Regions from separate parts of the Homo sapiens genome. Here regions 1 and 3 are each linked to region 2. A link is a loop called in an ENCODE intact Hi-C map of the cell type or tissue named here. Cell type or tissue: heart right ventricle. All regions are shown on one strand.

Region 1 (2,500 bases), 2.0 Mb after region 2:
ACCACAACACCTGGCTAATTTTCCTATTTTTTCTAGAGATGGGGTTTCACCATGTTGCCCAGGCTGATCTTGAACTCCTGGGCTCAAATGATCCTCCTACCTCAACCTCCCAAAGCGCTGGCATTACTGGCGTGAGCCACCATCCCCGGCCTCATGCCTAACGTTATGCTAACTATTGTGCTATCCTCTGCAGTTAATTACAGAAAACACCTGCACAAAAATGCGTGGCAGTCAATGCAGTAGAGAAGAGATAAAGACCTAACTTGGGGTTTCTGAACAAATAGTCCCTGTCCATAGACCATGAGCAAAGGTGGACGCAAACAGCCCTGACAAGTGAGCGGTTCTAAAGGCGTGCAACCTGCAGCTGTCAGTATCAGGTAAGTTGTGGAGAATTACCTCGAAGGTGGCTAGGGTTGAATCCTGGTATCCTGTCTCTGTAAGGAACCAGAGGATGTTGCCTACAGCCTGTTTCTGCTCTCAGGCCATTCTCTTTGCACTTCAAATATCGTGGGGAAGGTGTTTTGCATTCATGTTACGGAGGGTAATTGTTGTGAGTTCATCTATCAAAAAGCCACTGATGGGTACATTTACATAAGAAAGAGAGAAATGAAAGTCAACGAAAGCCCAAGTCTCAGTTGTTTGACTTCTGTGCGCCACAGGGCACAGTTCTCCAAAAACAGACCGAACTGTGGGCAAAGGACAGCTTAGCTGTTTAGAAGTAAGGAAAGCCTTTCCTTTGGTCAACCCTGATTATGCTCTATAGGGGCATTAGGTTACCACTGAGAAACTGTACTGTCCTACCCTCATCCCAAAGATGGGGACTCCGTGATCTGACAGAGCCCTCTGCCTGTCGGGGAGACCTGGCCGTGAGAGCAGGGCACCCGGGCCCTGAAACCGCAGGGATGGGGGTGCACGCCGGGCCATGACAAAGGAAACAGCGCCATCTTGTGGCTCCAGGAGAGATGAGCTACACTTCCCGCCCATTGTCTCACGAGGGCACGTAGTTAACTTACCAAGAAGAAATTTGAAATTTGGAAAACAGAAGTCAACCGTGCCTTTATGGACAGCATGGTAGGCAAAACCTGGCCCAGTCCCATTTTGTCTGATCTGTGGCTAAGGGAGAGAAATGGCAGTGTGTTAAGGGTCGTCACCACCAAATGTAGGCGCTCCTGGGGACAGCAAAGCATTCCCTCACTTGGCATCAGGAGGGACCGGTCCTTGACCCAAGCACAGATCCTTTCGGGTGCAAAAAGAGGACCAAGATAGAGGTCATGGATTACGTTCTGGATGTTGGTGACAATGGCTGCAAATAAAAAGCACTTAAGATTTGCGAGGCACTCTGCATGCATTAATGAATAATTAATAATTAATGAACTAATACTTAAGGAATAATTAAACAGTTGCTTAAAATTAACCCTCATAGCAACCCCAGAGGAGGTAAGGTGCTAGTACTATCTCCATTTTTCAGATGAACAAACTAAGTCCCTCGGAAACAATGCAGAGTACCCTGGGCTAGGTCACCCAGGTAGCTAGGATGACAGCCAAAATTAAAACACAAGCCTGTCTAACTCGAGTCTCATGCCCTGAAGTTACTTCTACAGTTTCTTACATGATGCTCCAGAAACCAGCTACACTGGATACACACAGCATGTATACTGAAATACAAAAATATCTCACCCTACCCTAAACATACCGAGTCAGAATCCCTGGGTGGGTGTGAGAATTGGCACTTTAGCAAGTTCCGCAGGTGATGAGATACCCAGCCCACAGGTGCCCTGGCTAAACTGTGTCTCCCAAAGTTTGTGTGTTGAAGCCCTAATCCCCAGTATGATGGTATTTGGAGATGGGGCCTTTGGAACTGCTTCTTTTGGATGAGGTTATGGTGGTGGTGCCCACATGATGGGATTAGCACCCTTATAAGAAGAAATGACCTACTGGGTGAGGTGGCTCACTCCTGTAACCCCAGCACTTTGGGAGGCCAAGGCGGGCGGATCATGAGGTCAGGAGATTGAGACCATCCTGCCTAACACAGTGAAATCCTGTCTCTACTGAAAATACAAAAAAAAAATAAATAAATAGGCGTGGTGGCGGGCATCTGTAGTCCCAGCTACTCGGGAGGCTGAGGCAGGAGAATGGCGTGAACCCGGGAGGCGGAGCTTGCAGTGAGCCAAGATCGCGCCACTGCACTCCAGCCTAGGCGACAGAGCGAGACTCCATCAAAAAAAAAAAAAAAAAAAAAAGAAAGAAGAAATGACCAGAACTCTTTCTCTTTCTACCGTGCAAAGACATATCAAGAAAGCAACTGTCTGCCAGCCAAGAAGAGGGACTTCTCTGAAAACCAGCCATGCTGGACCTTGATCTTGGACTTCCAGAACTGTGAGAAATAAATTTTTGTTGTTTAAGCCACCCAGTCTATGGTATTTTGTCATGGCAGCCCGAGCGGATTAACGCACCAGGATACATATCCGTGGGCCAGGTCATGCGAGCTCATCAGTAAATA
Region 2 (2,500 bases):
TAGCCCTCCAATATCCTTTTCATTTTCTTTAATAGTTTTATTGATATATAATGTGCCTACCATATAATTCATCTGCTTAAGGTGTACAATTCAATGGCTTTTAGTGTATTCAGAGTTTGCATCCACCATCACAATCAGTTTTAGAACATTTTCATTAACCCAAGAAAATGACCCCTTAGTCATCACCCCAAATACCTCCTCTCTCCAGTTCCTGGCAACCACTAACCAATCTACTTGCTGTTTCTATGGATTTACCTATTCTGCGTACCTCATATAAATAGAGTGATATGTTAGTCGTCTCTTGTGTCTGGTTTCTTCCTCTTAGCATCATGTTTTGAAAGTTTATCCCTGCGACAGCATCTACCAGTTCATCATTTCTTTTTGTGGCTAAGTAATACGCCATTGTATGGATATACCACATTTTGTGTATCCATTCATTAGTTCATGGATTTTGTGTCTATTATGAATAATGCTGCCATGAGCATCTGTGTTGTCCACAAGTTTCAGCATGGACTTCTGTTTTCATTCCAATATCCTTTGATGACATGTCTTGGCAGTGATGTCTATGACACTGGGCAAGTGTCTTAAAATGTTGTGCATCAGAAAAAAGTCATCATTGCCAAGGCCAGCAGATCTCGAAAAGGGGGCTGGGATACGTTGGTGATTTTTTTCATGCTCTACTTACAGTATGACTCGTAACTGTTAATGGCTGAGCTCCTCCTTAGGTGAAGAAGGAAGGCAATGGCGTTTTCTATTCTGGGCCTCCCTGCTTCCAGCGATAGCAAGGAGCGAAATGAGATGCTGTCTAAGAAAGGAAGGTGCTGCGATCTTTGATTACTACACAGCCTCGGCAGTGTTTGTATGATTAATGAGTCCATGTTTCAGACGTTCCCATTTAATGTATTTGAGCCTTCTAACAACATTGCCTTTCATATGTTGCTGACTGTTTTTGAGATTTATGAGGCCTAACTCGCAAGCGATGTGTGTCTGGATTAAGAGAACCTGAGAATCTCTATTTATGTCTGACCCCAGGAAATTCCCTTTAAGCTGCTTATCAGAGGTGCATGCTGAGAGCATGATGGGAAGATGGAGTCTTCCATCCGCTGGTAAAATCTGGAATCTGCTCTCATTTCATTTTCACTGAACTGAAAATAAGGTAACAGACCCTCAGGTCTACCTATAAGTACCTTCCAACTGTTCCACTTTTGTAAATTTAGTTCAGATAATACATATGCTGAAATTCCTATATCCCCCCCATACTCCAGATCTTCAGTGTGGAATTTAAATATAATTCCTTATTGTAAAAAAAAAAAATTTTTTTTTGATCAAGGTGATTTTGATAAACTAAATGCATCTTTAATTTTACTCACAGCAAAGCGATTCTTTATTTTCTCTCTAAAAGCATAATTGATGTGCCATGATCTTTGTCTTTGCATTTTTAAAACTGAAAGAACATTTCCACACCATTAGAAATAAGATTTCTTCTTAAAAATATTCACAAGGTGCAAACACTTACATGTGTATATGCATGATTTCACCACCAGGGGGCATTGTGGTTTGACTGTCCAGTTAAAGAGCCTGTGTTCTATCAGTTTACCCAGAAACTAGAAGGCCTGCGAGTATTTCTGATTCCTTCCAAGAAGGATTCATATCTGGAAGAGAACAGATGTCGACTCTTTTTCCTCTCTAGCAAACAGTAGTGTTGTCAAATTTGCTAAACTTAGCCAGTTGAAGATTAACATGCAATATATAATATGCATGCGACTAAGTGTACAATAAATAGTAAATCACATTTTTATGCTTTCTCTGAACTTGGAAGCTGCAAGTTATGTTTTTTTTATTCCCTGGGTGTGATGAAATAAATAACATTCAAATACATCTTAAAGATGTCAGTCAGGGGGAAAAAAGTGCTTGGCAACTGTGTTTGATAGATTTCTTTTATGATTAATTCTCCTATTAAGTTTTAATGACTTCAAAGATACAAAGCTAGAAACTACAAAACTAGGCATGGTTAATAAATAACTGAAATACCAGGTGTATAGAAATGCATCTGTGGAAAAATGAAATCATGTATTCTCTAGGATATATTAGGAAATGGCTCTTTGGCAAGTCTAGAGGGTAAAGTATCCCTGAAGGGGGAAAAGGTTTAAAAACAGTAAACTAAAGAAGATTGTTTTTCTGAAAGAAATTCCCAGGAGAAAGGTACTTTCTGAGATTCACATATGTAGATTACATTGTTATGAACCAACATTTATAAGCAAGCTTGATCTCTCAGAATGCGTTTGTCTATCTCAGATTTTCAAGAATCCTCATACAAATTGTCCAGGGTTTCCACCTCGCAGTTTTCTTCCAGGGTTGCTATGGCATGGAAAGTACATTGCTATTTTGTTATGTAAATGCTCAACAGACTGGCTCATTCCAGAAGTGGGCGTCGTGATGCCAGTGTCTTCGTAATACTATCTTTCTTTCCCCTTTAGCACCCAGAACTTATGAAATATGA
Region 3 (2,500 bases), 760 kb after region 2:
AGAGATTTTTAAAAACTCACTTTGGTATGATATAGGAGCTGGCATCCAATCTGTGACTTCATAGATGTTATTGCTTAGAGTGAGGCCAAATTAAAAAAAAAAAAGTTGAGTTCTTTTAAAGAAAACTATTTGTATAGCAAAGTACAAAATCCAGGTGGAAAATAGCACACCCAAGACAGATACAACCAAACTAACATTCTAGAAAGATGGCTCAGGCAATACCCTGGGGTGTAGGTCAGGGTACAGGAGAGGAGGCTGTTCCATTGGTCCAAGGCAGAGGAAATGAGGCTTGAGATGAGGGCTGGGGCTGCAGGCGAGAAGCAGTGGGGTGAAAGGAGCTGGCTGGACCGGGAGCAGGTGAGGAAGCTGGCAGGATGGCCCAGAAGGTGTCGTGGCTCCCATGGGTATTTATTTATTTATTTATTTATGAGACAGAGTCTTGCTCTTGTCACCCAGGCTGGAGTACAATGGCATGATCTCAGTTCACTGCAACCTCTGCCTCCCAGGTTCAAGAGATTCTCCCGCTTCAGCCTCCTGAGTAGCTGGGATTACAGGCACCTGCCACCACGCCCAACTAATTTTTGTAGTTTTACTAGAGACCGGGTTTCACCATGTTGGCCAGGCTGGTCTTGAACTCACAACCTCAAGTGATCCACCCGCCTCGGCCTCCCAAAGTGCTGGGATTACGGGCATGAGCCACCACGCCTGGCTGGTCTTCTTTTAAGACTTAGCACAGGAGCTTCTACATGGTAGCTACTCAGTAAATATTTAACAAATTTGTGGATGAATGAGTAACTGTGAGTCTCTTCATCCAAATAATCCGGGGGACTTCTCATGCCCTTCTCTGGGGGAAAGATGCCTCTATAGAGGAGACAATTAGAAGGAGGCCAGGGACACTGCAGAGGGACGGCCTGCCCCGCCTGTCAGGCTGGCTGCAGTGGAGCCCTCTTCTGGCCAGCCTTTGCCGCTTGCAGAGTGACAGGTTCAAAGAATGAGAAGTTCCTGCAGCAGATGGGAAAATGATGAGGGCAGGGCCTGGCCTCAAAGACAATTTCATTGACACTCCCATTAATCACCTTTGGCCCTGAGTCCTTGGGGGCGTTGGGGGTGGAGGTTAGTGGAAGGGAGGGGCCAGAATGCTCAACTAACTCAGTCCTCCTCCTGACAGTGGAGAGGGCTGGGAGAAGGACTCCATCTCTTAAGTTGCTCATATGGACTTTTCACGAGTTATTCCAGACTGGCTGCAGAAAACATCATGCACAATCCTAGGTGACATTCCAGGAGGGACCAGGACAGTCTGCCTGCCCCCAGGCAGTCACATTCAGGGCAGAATGGCCAGGGAGGGGGCTAATATTTGGAGAGTCCCTTCCGTGTACCACTCACCACAGCAGGAGCTTTACATATGTTGTCTGAGGTCATTGCCACGACAACTGTGCAGGATGGGTAGTTTTTGCAGATGAGGCCTCAGAGGTTTGGGGGACTGAGCTCCTTAGTGAGGGCCAGACAGCCAGTAGGTATCGTCACTGGAAGTCGAACTGGGCTCTTTCGAATTCTAAAACTCATGTTCTCTCTAATACTCACAGCCTTACTCTCTATCCAAAATAGACCTCTGGGCTCTGTGCCTAAAGCAATAGAAAATGTAGACAAAGGACATGATACTTGGGACAGAACTATTTTGGGATGTTTTTGTGGCTAGATGCTCTGGACCTGGGGAGAAAGCCTTAAGACAAAATCTGTTAGGTCAAGGGCCTCGGGTGGATACCTTATCTGTTTATGCAACCCATAGGGAAGGGAGCTCCAGCAGAGGATACAGCACACGCAAAGGCATGGAGGTGTGACAATGGCAATTTGTTCACAGCATGGAAATGAGAGAGGGGTGGACGTGCCCAGAGGGACGAGCTGGGCTGCTGGGCCCTTACAGTCTTACAGTTCCTTCTGTAAGAGCAGAATCTGCTCTGAGCCAGGCAGGATGCTCTAGGGAAGGAGTCAATGCTTGCACCATCCAGAGCCCCTTTGTTGGTAATGGGACTCAACTCCCAGCCAATCTAAATGGGAGACATTCTAGAAAATATTAGAGAGTTATCTAGAAGCTGGTGGGTGAACGGTATTGAAGGGGTGCAGAAATAACCGTAGCATTTTTTTGAAGAACTTAGGAGTGGCATCTTATTCTCTCATAATGTATGTTTGCAGCAGAGTAATGAGTAGGACAATCAGATACACATTTATCCCATAGCTCGTGTCAAACAAAAGGAGCAGGAATTCGGAGACAGTCATTTCACCCATAGGATGTGACTGATATTTTCCATATTGACACAGTGTGGCCCAGTGTTAATGCAGGTCATCAACACTCTTTTACCAAGTTTTTACCGCTTGCCAGGAACTGGGACTAGGCAGTGAACTAGGCAGACACGGCCTCTCATTGAACTTATAACCCTGGTATATCTAGGGAGGCCGGGAAATGGATAACTAAACGCATCATTGCATCCAAGAGTTTTGGCCA

The links. A loop is a pair of places that touch in the nucleus more often than their neighbours do. Peaks named below come from ENCODE experiments on the same cell type or tissue, not always from the same donor. Only the 100,000 strongest peaks of a DNase experiment are listed, where the experiment ranks them.
Region 1: it touches region 2 in a loop (4-fold over the local background); 8 of 110 quality-filtered maps call a loop at or near these places.
Region 3: a loop joins it to region 2, with 2.7 times the contacts of the local background. A loop is called at or near these places in 7 of 110 quality-filtered maps.

What each region holds. Positions count from the first base shown.
Region 1 is chr16:80,465,648-80,468,147 of GRCh38, forward strand. The region is part of intron 2 of DYNLRB2-AS1 (DYNLRB2 antisense RNA 1); the gene reads right to left. Among named protein-coding and RNA genes, the nearest start is that of DYNLRB2, 74 kb to the right of the region's middle. RefSeq lists enhancers at 218-800, 801-1,382. In heart right ventricle, a CTCF peak has its summit at 957 (motif pointing left); a DNase peak (open chromatin) is centred at 944; H3K27me3 peaks cover 965 bases.
Region 2 is chr16:78,502,147-78,504,646 of GRCh38, forward strand. The region is part of intron 8 of WWOX (WW domain containing oxidoreductase); the gene reads left to right. Among named protein-coding and RNA genes, the nearest start is that of WWOX-AS2, 3.4 kb to the left of the region's middle. In heart right ventricle, CTCF peaks have their summits at 1,548 (motif pointing right) and 1,751; a DNase peak (open chromatin) is centred at 1,550; H3K4me3 peaks cover 33 bases; H3K27ac peaks cover 295 bases.
Region 3 is chr16:79,260,742-79,263,241 of GRCh38, forward strand. It overlaps a transcript of MAF not described here. Among named protein-coding and RNA genes, the nearest start is that of MAF, 340 kb to the right of the region's middle. In heart right ventricle, a CTCF peak has its summit at 953 (motif pointing left); a DNase peak (open chromatin) is centred at 970; H3K27ac peaks cover 1,252 bases.